Regions from separate parts of the Homo sapiens genome. Here region 1 is linked to region 2. Evidence: read pairs that join two places in POLR2A ChIA-PET (ENCODE). Cell type or tissue: Panc1. All regions are shown on one strand. Links, peaks and the distances in the headings refer to the core of each region. The heading gives the core; the rest is flanking DNA.

Region 1 (6,152 bases), core at 2,714-5,213, 270 kb after region 2:
CTGCTAGCATTGAATTTTGTGTGTTTTTGTTTTGTTTGGATGACTAACCGGTGCTTTAATGGTACCTTACGATTGTTTTCATGTGTGTTTCTTGACTTCACTCTGCGTGGTTGGTAAGACTTCAAGAGCAGAGCTGGAGAGGGAAGGATAGGGGTAGGAAGGGCTCTGACCCAGCATAGGAAGTTGAGTAACCGCTTAGCACGGTGCAAATTAGCCTGCTGGCTGCTCTATCCAAGAACTGCCTGAGCTGGGTGGGGACTTCCCAGAGCGCCTGTAATGCTGAGATCTTTCCTCCAGGCAACTCCTCCTTGGTTTAGCCTCTGATACAGCCAAACCTCTGGATTCAGGGAAACCTAAGGAAGCCAGGCAAGAAGGGTCCCGCAGCCTGTGCCTAGTCTAGCCCCAGCCTCATCTGGATTAAGATGGGAGGGAAATATTGGCTGAGGGCACCCAGCCAGTATGAAGACAGCTAGAATGTAAACCCAGCACAGTAAGGGAGAGAGTATCAAGGCCCAGGACTTTAGAGTGCCTCACCACCACCACCCCGCCGCTGGGCAGCCTGAGGCTTTCTTTGCCTGGCACCACCATGCCTGGCTAATTTTTTTTTTTTTTTTCCAAGTGGAGACGGGGTTTTGCCATGTTGGCCAGGATGGTCTCAAACTCCTGACCTCAAGTGATCCACCCACCTCGGCCTCCGAAAGTGCTGGGATTACAGGCGTGAGCCACTGTGCCCGGCTATCCCCTCCTCTCTCTGGTTTCTTAACATCAAACAGGCCCACAGTGCTGGCTCACAGGGCCACAGTGATAGTGGGTTGGTGTCCTGGATCCCTCCCCCAGGAGCCATCACTGAGACCTTATGCTGTCAACACTGGTGGGTGAAGCAGCCCTCGTATTTTTCTCCTGAGACATCCAGAGCAGGGTAATTGGCAGGCGGGGGTGAGCACACGCTGGCTCACGCAGGCTTGGTAGGTGAGAGGTTTTCCTGAGGATGATGAAGTTGGAGTGTCCCCGGCTAGAATCCCTGAGGCAGGAGACTGGAGCCCTGTGGCAGCATTGGCTGAGAGAAGCCACTCCCTTTTTGCTCTCCCACTTCCTCACTGGTAAGATGTGGGGGTTGGGGAGTTATCGCAGAGGCGCTTTGGGTTTCAGCTGCTTTGCAGAAGTTATGGAAAAAGGGAAATGAGTCTTCCTGTCTCTCGCCCCCTTAACACTTCTTTGCCCCATTTAAGGGGTTTGTTCAACAGACTAGGAAGTATTTCTGCTAATTCATGCTGAAGTGTGATTGGCTGATAGGTGTGGTCTCAACCTCCCTCCTCTGCCAGTCACTAGTGTACCACTGTGGCCATCTTTTCCAGCCCCTCCTCTGCCCCTTGAGTATGTCTAGGTCCTAGAAACAGTGGTCAGGGCTCTTCAAGTCCTCTCGGTTGCCCTTGCCCACTGGCACACGTGGGGGTTGCTGTCTTCAGCAGAGCCAGCCACTCCGTCTTGACAGCCAGGGCAGAGATGTGGCTGGGCACACAGCAAGAATGTGACCACTGATGCTGGGATGTCAGAGTCTGTGCATCAACCCAGGGTTCTGAGTCTGGGCTCTCCCACCCTCATCCCCGGAGGTTCCTTCAGTCTGGGCCTCCTGGGGCTGAAAGGGAGGGAAAAATTGGCCTCAGCTGGAGTCCTGGGGCCAACCAGAGCCTGGGTGGAGTGTGAAAGTGGGCTTCTGGCCTTCACCCTGCCCCTGCCCTGCTGGTGACCTTGGACCATGGGGGTTGTCGGGGTGTAGATGAGCACCGTGAATCAGTCACAGGCCTTGAGCTTCTCTCTGCACAGTGCTGGCATCAGATGTGGGTGGTGATGTCCCAGCCTGGGAACACAGGAAACGCTCAGGGAAACCCCCATCAGACCTGCTGACATGGCTGAGGGCGCTGAGATGGTGCTTCCGGGGCCCTCACCTTACACAAAGAGGCCTTATAAGGAGAGAGAGGCTGCAGAGGCAGCCCCAGTGGGTGCCGGGTGCTTGTTCTGGGTAAGGCTGCCCACACGTGCAAAGTGTGCTTGTGGACACAGTGCGCTTGCGTGTGTGCAAGGCTGAACATACATGTGTGCAGGCCTGCAGTGTGCCTGTGTGTGAGGCTCAACACGTGCATGTGGGGAGTATGGTCATGTGTGCAAGGCTAAACATGTGCTTAAAGTGTGGGGAGGTGCAGTGTGCATGTGTGTGTGCAAGGCTTAACATGCAAAGTGTGCTTGTGTGTGTGAGGCTGAACACGCATGTGTTTGTGTGCGTGGCCTGACCCTGCGCTGCGTGTGTCTACTTGCTCAGCAAATGCTGACTGGGGACCCACCGGGGTCCTGTTCTAAGCATGGAGGAAACATGAGGTCCCTGCCCCGTGCATGTACACATGTGCATGTGTGTGTGTCCTGTGCTGCTCCAGGAATCTTCCAGGACATCCTGATACAAGTGAAAGCAAGCGGTTTGGATCTGGAGTGAGCAGGAGGTGGACAGGGCCTTCCAGGCAGTGAGCGCAGGGGGCTTTGTGTTGTGACCTCGGGCAGGCTGGTCACTGAGCCCTGTGGGGCCAAACTGCAGCCCCAGGCAAAGGTCGTTCTGCCTTTCCCTTGTGCCTGGGCCCAGATGCAGTGCAGGATGGGCCGGCCCCTGGGCAGGGCAGTGACGGGGCAGCCACCGGCCTCCTGGGGCATTCAGGGTTCCCAGTCCTGGTTGGCTCCCAGCCCAGGCCCTGAGACCCAACACAAAACTGCCAGTCTGGTGAGGGAGGCAGCCACATTATCTAATGGCTGTCACTGGTGACTCTGGGCAGGTGGCCTCAGCCCCCACATCTGTCATCTGGAGCTGACCTGGAGCCTGGCATCCCTCCCCAAGTGCAGCCAGGCCTCCCTGAAAGTCCAGGGCTGGTGGGAGTGTTGAAGTCAAGAATGTATACAGAGCACCTGGCCAGGCGCGGTGGCTCATGCCTGTAATTCCAGCACTTTAGGAGGCCGAGGCGGGCGGATCACTTGAGGTCAGGAGTTCAAGACCAGCCTGGCCAACATGGTGAAACCCTGTCTCTACTAAAAATATAAAAATTAGGCATGGTGGTGCGCACCTGTAATCCCAGCTACTCAGGAGGCGGAGGTTGGAGTGAGCCAAGACTGCGACATTGCACTCCAGGCTGGGCAACAGAGTGAGACTTCATCTCGAAAAAAAAAAAAAAAAAGGATACTTTTTTTTCTAGAGCTGGCAAGGAGGGAGTATCCAGAAAGTGCTGGATGGTACTAGTTAATACATTTTATTTTAGAGACAGGGTCTGGCTCTGTCACACAGTGGTACAATCATAGCTCACTGCAGCCTCAAACTCCTAGGCTAAGCAATCCTCCTGCCTCAGCTTCCTGAATACCTAAGAATACAGATGTGCACCACCACACCTGCAAATTTTTTTATTTAAATTTTTTGTAGAGATAGGGTCTCACTGTATCGCCCATGCTTGTCTTGAACTTCTGGCCTGAAGCAATCCTCCTGCCTAGGCCTCCCAAAGTACTGGGGTTACAGGCATGAGCCACTGCGCCTGGCCCTATTTAATAAAATTATTTATTTATTTATTATTTTTAAGTTATTTTTTCACACACATTCATTCCTAACCTTTTTTTTTTTTTTTTTTTTGAGACAGAGTCTTGCTCTGTTGCCCAGGCTGGAGTGCAGTGGTGTGATTTTGGCTCACTGCGACCTCTGCCTCTCAGGTTCAACAGATTCTCCTGCTTCAGCCTCCCAAGTAGCTGGGACTACAGGTGTGCGCCACCACGCCCAGCTAATTTTTGTATTTTTAGTAGAGACAGTCTTTCACCATGTTGGCCAGGCTGGTCTTGAACTCCTGACCTCAGGTGATCCGCCCGCCTCGGCCTCCCAAAGTGCTGGGATTACAGGCATGAGCCACCGTGCCTGGCCTCATTCCTAACCTATGTAATGATAATATTTTTGAGGGCTGGGTAGGGTGGCGTGAGCCTGTAGTCCCAGCTACTTGGGAAGCAGAGGCAGGAGGATCACTTGAGCCTGGGAAGTCGAGGCTGCAGTGAGCTGTGATCACACCACTGCACTCCAGCCTGGGCAACAGAGCGAGACCCTTTCTCAAATATACACACACACACACGTTTCTGAGAACGTACTCTGTTGGTCACTAATGGCAATGAAAAATTTGTTCAGCGGATATTTCTTGAGCACCTACTATGTGCTAAGCATTTAAGCAGTGGAAATAGAAACGAGAACAAGATAGAACAAAAATGTGTCTCTGCCAAGCTGGTTCTATTCCAGCAGGGGAGGAAGGCAGCGGGCCAGATCAGTGAGTGCATGTCTGATGGTGACTGCTGAGAAAATTTAATCGGAAATAGGGAATTACGAAGTGCCGGACCGTGGAAGGTGCTGCAGTTTCCAGGGAAGGCCTCCCCAAAAGTTGACATTTGAGTACAGACTTGAGTGGCAGCACCAGAGCGAGAGCCGTGTGTGCCGGTATCTGGGGGAAGAGTGTCACAGGCCTAGGGAACAGCCAGCACGGAAGCCCGAGGCAGGTGCATGCCTGTGTGCCCCAGGATTGGCCTCTGGTTGGCTGGGGAGGCCTGCTCCTCAAAGGGCTGGTATATCACATCCATCACAGGCTAAGAGTAACCGCCTCGTGGTTCCTCCTCATAGAGGCCAGGTGCGGTGTGTCATCTGCTTCCAGCTCTCAGCATCTCTGCTGGGAGGCAGGATTCCTGTTCCCATTTTACAGATGAGAAAACTGAGGTTAAAAGAAGGCAGGTGATGTGTCCCGGGGCATGTGGCTGGGCAAGCAGTGCCACTGGGCTCCTCCACTTCCAGGTCCCTGTGATGCTGGGAAACTGAGTCACGGAGGCGGGGAGAGATGTGTTTGAGGAATTGGGCTGAGACCGTGATCTCACCCCCGTCAGGCCTGGTGGGCTCCTTTGACACTCAGCGGCAGGTGGAGGAGGCTAGGGACAGGCTGGCAGGGGCTGAGCTGGGCTGACGGGAGGATGAGTCGCTGCCCTCTGCCAGGGTTCCCCTTCAGTGCTGGGGCTAGTCTAGAGGGCTGCAGTCAAACATCTCCCTCGTTCTGGCCGAGTGTAGTGGCTCACACCTGTAATCCCAAATACTTGGCAGGTGAGGAGGGAAGATCTCTTGAGCCTAGGAGCTTGAGACCAGCCTGGACAGCATTGTGAGACCCCCCTCTCTACAAACAAATCAAAAATTAGTTGGGCACAGTGGCACATGCTTGTAATCCCAGGAGTTCATGGCTGCAGTGAGCCATGATCACACCACTGCACTCCATCCTGGGCCACAGAGAGAGACCCTGTCTCAAGAAACAAAAATCTCCCTCCTTCAGTTCCCCAAGGCTGGGTCACCCTGGGGCCTCCCCAAGAGCCATCACCCAGGCCTCGCCTAGCCCTGTGCCTCCTCCCAGCCCTGGGTGCAGCCAGTGGATGTCTGGATGGAGAATGGGATGTATCTGTTAAATATCTGCCTTTGCCTCAGCCATGAGCCCCTGCAGACCGGCCACCTCCCTTCTCCCCGTCTGAGCAGTGTGGGGGAAGACCAGGGCTCTGGGCACGGCAGGGCCAACTGCCATGTGCTGGACACCTTTCTAGGTGGTTTATGAGATTACTTCATTTCTTTTTTTTTTTTTTTTTTCTGAGATGAGTCTTGCTCTGTCACCCAGCCTCCTGAGTAGTGGGGATTACAGGCAGGTGCCACCACACCTGGCTAATTTTTTTTTTTTTTTTTTTTTTTTTTTTTGAGACGGAGTCTCACTCTGTCGCCCAGGCTGGAGTGCAGTGGTGCGATCTCGGCTTACTGCAAGCCCCGCCTCCCAAGTTCACGCCATTCTCCTGCCTCAGGCTGGGACTACAGGTGCCCGCCACCACACCCGACTAATTTTTTGTAGTTTTAGTAAAGACGGAGTTTCACCATGTTGGCCAGGCTGGTCTTGAACTCCTGGCCGCAAGTGATCCGCCTGCCTCGATCTCCCAAAGTGTTGGGATTACAGGCATGAGCCACCGGGCCTGGCCTGGATGACTTCATCTTCATCCCATCCTTAATGGGGCAGGGGAAGTTGGGTGGGGGGGGGGGGGTCGTCCATCCTATGAGGAAACCGAGGCACAGATGACAAGTG
Region 2 (7,952 bases), core at 3,259-5,758:
GATTGGAAGCTGGGGATCCCACATTACAGTGGCAATGACAGCAATAGGGGCTTCACGCAGACCAGGCTGTTTGCCTATGACCAGGATGCTGGTTTCCTGGTCACCCAAGCTACCTTGCTTCTTGCTTTTTCCCAAGTTTGGTGCCCAGCCACTGGCTCTTCTAGGCGCTCCTAGCAGCCTTCCAATTAATTTTCTTAAGCCTAAATGAGCCAAAGTCAGTTTCTGTTGCCTGTAACCAAAACACCCTTCTGATAGAAAAGATAATCATTCTCTTCTATATATATCCCATTAATTTCAAAATGGACTCAACAAGAACCTGTGATACACACACAGGTGTACACATGCACATGCACGTGAATAAGCTACACAACCAACCTTCACAATCTGCCACATCCCAAGAAGCAGCCAGTGAAACTAGACAGCTACAATGCAAAGCGCAAATTCTCTCTGAAAGAAAGACATTTTTATCACAACGAAAATTCCACTGTGAGAGTCTTCATGCACTTACGAGCTTGAGATGCTATACTTTCACTAATGCAAAATTATATAGAATACATAAGCTACAGAAAGGCTAATCTTTCTCGAAGGAAAAAAAATCAATTACACATTATACCCAAACACAAACACTAAAACAACAACCACTACTACTAATTACTAACAATTACACACTACTCTATACTATATGCCAGGTACTGTTGTAAACCCTTTTCATGTTAATCTTCTAATCTAATTCTTGAAATTAATCTATCATAGGGACTAGTCTTATCCCATGTTATAGGTGAGAAAACTGAGGCATCAGAGAGACTGAGTAGCTTTGCCCAAGATAACACAGCTATTAAAGATTTGAACCCAGGCAATCTAGCTTCAAATCTATGTTCTTTACCACCATATATACTGTTTCTTGATTTTTCTCTTATAATGACAGATTTTTGCATTCTACTCATATATTAAATTTTGGCTGTGTGTGTCACAGAGGGGCCTAAACGGCCAGAGGATATTTATCACACAGTTGGATGAAGACTCTCTATATCGCCTATCCCACTAAGACTACAATTCCAGTCCACAGAGTGACTATCATTCCCCTTCTCCCAACACATTTTGCCAAGTGCTATTCTACTTCCAAGCCTTTGCTCAATCTATTTGCATTACTTAAAATGCCCTCCCAATCCGTCATCCCTTTGCCTATTTCCAACCAATCATGCCAGGCCAAGTTCACATGCCACATCCTACACAAACCTTCCTCAAATCCCTCCAGCTGGAATCAATCTGCCTCTCTCCATACTTCTGTGATTCTCTTCACCATTCCATCTTTCCCTTCCCAATGTAAAATTCTACAAAGCAGGGACTACATCTGGTCAATTCTCCCTTTTTATTTGATATCCTCTATAGTACAGAAAAAGGTTATTGCCAAAAGTAGTTGTTCAATCAACAACTACTGAAGTTAAGAACATTGGGGTGTTAAAGCCTTCTCTGCCAAAATGCAACCCCAAGGAGGCAAACTGGAAAATATCAAAGATTGAGAAAAATTCACCCTATCATGAAACTACTATAAGCCCCCCTGTAAACCTATATCTAAAAACCTATCATTAAGATACACTGTGGTTTGTGAAATTTCAGCATTTATTCCAGTAGGTCCTTTTATGGTCTGAATGTGCACACTGTGTGAAATGAAGGAGGAAATTTTTTGGGAAACTATTTAAAATATTTGGTAAATACTGGGAACACAAGGTCACATGAACTACAAGGAAAAGGCCTGAAACTCGCTAGTACTTTCATAAGCAGTGTGGGTGCTAACTGCAAGCAAGTCAGACAGGTGGCCAGCCTCTGTCTTTAACAATTCCATTGTTGCCGGGAGCAGTGGTGTATGCCTGTAATCCCAACCGCTCAGGAGGCAGAGGCAGGATCGCTTGAGCCTGGGAGTTCAAATCCAGCCTGGGCAATATAGCGAGACCTTGTCTCTTGAAAAAACAGAAAAGAGAATTCCAGTGCCTTCTCCGACCTCTTTTTTTCCCCCTTCAGTTGGTTTTTCCCAAGTGATTTAAGGATTGAATCAAAGCTAAGCAGCTCTTTGCTTGTTTCGTTAGCAGCTCATGACTGCATTAATCACAGGCACTACTGCGGTGAAGATGAAATATTCCTTTTGCATTTTCCCCAAGTAAGTGTGGAAAGATGTAGGAAGAAATCCAAAGGTAGTTATAATTATTAACCAGATGGAAATAACACATCGTAGATTCTGTGATGTTTTTGGTAAAAGTACATTCATGTGTCACCAGAAGGAACAAGATTGAACAAAGATGACTCACTGCCCTTAGCACCTGCATAGCAGACGTAGAGAGTTCCCATCACCTCTGTAGCAAGGGTGTGAAATTGAAATCTACCCTCATTAATTCTTCTGCCACTACAAAGGACCCTCACCATGGGGAGCCTCTTATAGAAAGCATTCTTTTCTGGAAAACTTTGTATATTTCAAAATAACTTAAAGAATATAAGTGGATTATTTGTAACTCAAAGGATAAATGCTTCAGGGGATGGATACTCCATTCTCCACAATGTGCTTATTTCACATTGCCTGCCTGTATCAAAACATCTCATGTACCTCATAAATATATACACCTACTATGTACCCACAAAAATTTTAAAAGATAATAAAATTTTTGTAATTGTCACCAAAAACAAACGAACAAAAAAGACACTGACATTAAGATATTTCTGATTGGGCTTCATTGATTCCTTAAGATCCAGACTCATGAGGAGCTCCTAGAAATCGCTCGGACCTAACACAACTGACAAATGGGAAACAACCATTCTTGAACACAGAGAAAGTTGAGCGTCAACCTCCAGCCATTCTCACTGCAAACGATCTTTCTGTCCTATTTGCAGGGTTACCCTGCACTAAACAGCATACAGTTACAGGAAGCAAGAAATATTAAGCTCCTCCCAGGCTTCTCGGAGCCAGTCCCAGGGTGGTATTAAGTGGCATTCCCGGAGAAAAGAAGTTGCTCTTAATGCAACCTCACACGTGATCGATCTTTTGACCATTAGTAACACCACCAGCATATGGAGACATCTTATTGTTCACCTAAACAGCCAGCCTGTTGGCATATATACACACCTGACCCAGAAACTAGGTGACAAGTATCCCAAACGTGTGAAAAGCATGGAAAGTGAAGTTGCTGACCTAATTTGCCTATGTGAGAACCCTTTCAAAAGTCATTCTTCTTAAAATCTCATTTATAACAGACATCTCTGAACTCACAAGTTTAAGAAAATCCCTTGAAAGTATGCAAAAACCACGAACAGAACAAACCTCATCACACTGTAATGAAATTCACAACCTACTCACAACATAAAGAACACTTGGCCATTGTTGCTGTGCAGAGCCTTAACAACTGGTCCATACCAGGCATTCCCTGTTACGCCCTTGCACTAAAGACTTGCAATTTTGTTTTGATACGGAGTCTCGCTCTGTCGCCCAGGCTGGAGTGCAGTGGCGCGATCTTGGCTCACTGCAACCTCCGCCACCTGGGTTCAAGCAATTCTCAGCCAGGCATGGTGGCTCACGCTTGTAATCCCAGCACTTTGGGAGGCCGAGGCGGGCAGATTACCTAAGGTCAGGGGTTCAAGACCAGCCTGGCAAATATGGTGAAACCCCGTCTCTACTAAAAATACAAAAAAATTAACCGAGCGTGGTGGTGCATGCCTGTAATCCTAGCTACTGGGGAGGCTGAGGCAGGAGGATCGCTTGAACCCAGGAGGTGAAGGTTGCAGTGAGCCAAGATCGCACCACTGCACTCCAGCCTGGGCAATAGAGAGAAACTCTGTCTCAAAAAAAAAAAAAAAAAAAAAAAAGAAAGAAAGAAAGAAAAAAAGAAAAGGACACAGGAGCATTGCCCATTAGATGAGCAGAGCATTTTCCAGAGCCATTTCTTCAATTCCATCACTAGACACACAGCTGCAAGCCTAAAGTAATATGCACACTTTAAATCAAGGAAGAAGTTTAGTAAGAAGGCTCTTAGTAACCTTCTGAGCATAACAGAATGGAATTCAGTATTGACAAGAGTAACAAATTTGTGGCGTGACCGGAAATTTGGAAGAGGTTGAGTTTTCCTAATATGATATTAAGCTAATGCATCGTGTTGAAAGTCATTCTGTACACCCAGAAGTGACATGTTAAGGGAATAGCATGATTCCTGATGTGCAGTTATTTACCCACGTTCTTTCCTCTCCAAGCCTACTCTGCTATACTCTCTCTATAACGCTGGGGCTAGAGTTTCACCAACTTACCTAGGTTTTCCAGACCCCTGTTGACTGACTCCCTGTTAACTTCTGCCAACAGGAAGTCCTAGAGAGAGGATGGAAGATGACAGGAGAGAAAAAGGGACTTCCTTCCTAGTTTCCTATTTCTGTCAGTATGCCACCAGCAGCAGCAGATGGTGGTTCCAGCCCCCATCTTCCGTTGTCACTCTTAGTGCCAGCCTCGCCACACCCCCTCACAGACACCGGCAAGCCGCAGGGCTTAGCCCCAGGTTGTCCTCAGGCTATACTGTGTTCACTCCCTCACTGGCTGGCTCCCAAACGCTGACCAGATGGGAGCCCTCTCAGTTGACTTGGCACCCACCAGGTCACAAACCCTCCCTAGGGGTTCAAACACTCACTGAGCTGCACCCACACCCTCAAACATCTGTACAGCAGTTCTGCAGTGCCTCTCTCGGAGGCCTGGAGACCAGCCCCACAGGAGCCCTGCACCAAGCTCCAAAACTGTGGTAACACCATCTCTTATTTTTCCCCAGCCCTGGAAGTGACAGTGTCTGCACTATCCTAGTACCCCATTTCCTTTGTATTTTGTCAGCCTTTGAACTCGTATATAACCCAATCCTCATATTCAATCTCTTCCATCTGAAATGCCTGGAGTAGTTTGTTTTTCTGACTGGACTCTGAGTGAGTCACCAAAGATAACGAAAAAGCATTTGATAAAATTCGACATCCAAGTATGATTTTTTTAAACTTAATACAAGAAAAAGATATAAATGTTTTCTCCACATGATAAAATATACATATTTCAATTCAAAAGCTAATATCTCGCTTCATGGACAAACATTAAGACACATTTCCATCAAAGCCAAGAGCAAACAAGGACATCCCTCAAACCAGCAACACATAGTACATAGTACACAGACTCCTTTGTACTGTAGAAGAGTGTTGGGATGCACTAATGACTCAACAGAATAAGAAAAAGAGCTAGAAATAAAAAATGAGGTCCTGAAACATTGTTCATTGATATGATTATCAGGAAAATATACTGAAAAACTATTATAAAGAATAAGAATAATTCAGTAAGATAACTGGGAACACAATTAGAATACTGAAAACAACAACCTTTGTATCTACAGGCAATCTTAGTTCACAGATGTGGTAAAGATCTCATTTAAAGCAACAGTGAAAAAAGATAAAATTCCTAGAAATAAACTTTAGAAATAAAACCATATGAAGAAAGTTTTATATATGAAGGGTTGAACAAATGGAGAAACATAACAAGTTCTTGGATAAAAAGATGCAACATAAAATCAGTTCTTTCCAAATTAATCTAGGAATTTAACACAATCCTGTGAAAATATTTATGGAATTTTTCTTGGGGAAGAATCAGGGAACTAGATATCAAGAGCTAGCTCACAGGAAATAAACATAAACAGCCCGTGAATATATGAAAGGACCCTCAACCTCACTCAAGAGAGATGCAGATTAAACCTACAATAAGATGCCATCTCTCACCTATCAGACTGGCAAAAATCCAAGTTTGACAATCTATTGAAAAGATGATGCAGAAACAGACTGGAACAAATGCAAAATGTTACAACACCTACGTAGGGAAGTCCAGCCATATCTATCATATCTTTTTAAATGCATGTGCCGTTTAACTCAGCAATCTTACTCTGGCAATGTCGTCCATAGACAAACTGGCACATGTAAAGAAATGACATGCATGGGGCTACTTAGCACATCACTGAGGAACAAAGGCCTGGAAAAAGCCGAAGTGATCCAGCAACACAGTACTGACTGAGTAAATTCTGGTAAATACACAGCCATGAAAAAGGATGAGAGCGGTCCCCAGGAAAATAGTACATGACAAAAACAATACACAAGTGGTAGACATAGGGTGCCGCCTTTTGTGTAAAAAGGGAGTTAACAAGTATTTTAGCATTTGCTTGTATTTGCATGTTGAGAACCATGGAAGGATCAATAAGAAACTAATAAAATAGCTACCAACTGCAGGTGCAAGACTTACTGAGTACTCCTTTTTATAGCACTTTGATTTTTGAACCAGTTCAATATATTACCCTAGTCAAGAGGTAGTGGTAATAACTAATAAATAAATTTTAAAGGCCAAGAATAATGGAATAAAGGTCAATGATACAAAAAGGCAGTTCAGTGGAAAACCAAATACGAATGACACCTAAAAAGATGTTTATCCAAAATCATAAGAGAAAAACCAATAAACCAAAAAGAGATGGCATGTATCCATCAATTTGTGAAGATCAAGAAATTTGATACTAAGTAGTGTTGATGATGGTATAGAGAAACAGCCACTCTCAGACATTGCTGGTAGGCATATAAACTAAAATAATCTCTATGAAGAGCTATTTAGCAAATTTCAATTTAAATTAATTTTAAATAAATTTATTTTCTTTATAAATTACCCAGTCTATGGTATTCTGTTATGGCACCAGACAATGGACTAAGACAGTAGAGAACACCAAGTCTGTCACTCTATTAAAAACAATGAATAACTGGCAAAAACTGCCAGAATCAACTGTTTCAGAACACTGGGAAATAATCAAAAGCTTACTACAAGCAAGGGAACACCTAATACAAAATAAACAGCTAAGAGAGAGTCATGGAATTTTAATTTACCCTGGTCCCATCCACTCCCCAGTTCAGCAGCAGCCTTGAAGGCAACAGCTAACATTCCAGTACAGGTACCTAGTACCACAGGGAGCAGAACATATCTTATTCTCAAAGAATTGTGGTTGACTGATTTGACCTGTCTAGTGGCTCCCTGAAGAACTGGCTCAAAGGATATGCCTGTCTTTTGCCTAACTCAGAACTCTCCCAGGGCTAAGGTAGATATCAAGGGTAGAAGTGTGGGAGTGGTAGAGGTCTACAGGGGAGGAGAGGTGGGGTGTAGGGGCATGCATTTGTTGAAAACATTTAATGTACTCATTGCTATTACCTGGGGCAAGAGACAAACAATGGACTAATGTAAACACTTGGGAGGAAAGGCTAAGGAATGAGATACTTTAGGGAATATGGGCTTCATTTGAAGAGCTCCTACATATTTTTGTGAATCAAGAAAGTCACATGCATGCCACAACTGGGTGCATGCTCAGAAAAGACCTAAGAGGGCCCTAAGCTCCTACCTCTGGCTGACTTTCAGGATCTTTGCAAACAGGAAGTAAAAACTAAGACAGAGTTGTAAAATGCCTGGCTGCACCTTGAAGGCGTGCCTCACAACATACACACAGCCCATCTGCAAAGACTGGGGGGTTTCTGTTGTTGTTGTTGTCATTCCAGACGTGTAAATAAATCTCTAGTGATTCATCAGCTGACCACTAAGCTAGTGGAAGAGAGGCCTCTGTGGCCACACATGACAAAGGATACAGACTTCACAAAATTAGTTCAGAAAAGTCCTAAATGAACAAGGCATAGCTATAACAAGCAGCAACAATCCACAGGGAGGGGGAGCATCTCATTTCCTAAGTTACCACATTATAATATACAAAAAATCCAGTTTGGAACAAAAAAATTACAAGACATAAACAAAAAACTATGGCCTATACCCAGAAAAAAGAAATTAACAGAAATTGCCCCTGAGGAAGCCTAGTCACTGGACTTACTAGACAAAGACTATTTAAATCAATGGTCCTAAATATGCTTGAAGAGCTAAAAACAAAAAC

Evidence for each region. ChIA-PET counts read pairs that join two places held together with the same protein. Peaks named below come from ENCODE experiments on the same cell type or tissue, not always from the same donor. Only the 100,000 strongest peaks of a DNase experiment are listed, where the experiment ranks them.
Region 1: POLR2A ChIA-PET joins it to region 2 with 15 read pairs; 3 of 35 experiments call an interaction of 5 or more read pairs at or near these places.

What each region holds. Positions count from the first base shown.
Region 1 is chr7:99,379,208-99,385,359 of GRCh38, forward strand. All of the region lies in intron 1 of ARPC1B (actin related protein 2/3 complex subunit 1B), which reads left to right. Among named protein-coding and RNA genes, the nearest start is that of ARPC1B, 7.6 kb to the left of the region's middle. RefSeq lists enhancers at 790-1,109, 1,710-2,029. In Panc1, for the core only: no CTCF peak of the experiment used is centred there; no DNase peak of the experiment used is centred there.
Region 2 is chr7:99,104,787-99,112,738 of GRCh38, forward strand. The region is part of intron 1 of SMURF1 (SMAD specific E3 ubiquitin protein ligase 1); the gene reads right to left. Among named protein-coding and RNA genes, the nearest start is that of SMURF1, 35 kb to the right of the region's middle. RefSeq lists enhancers at 4,081-4,583, 7,135-7,204. In Panc1, for the core only: no CTCF peak of the experiment used is centred there; no DNase peak of the experiment used is centred there; H3K4me3 peaks cover 579 bases; H3K27ac peaks cover 1,597 bases.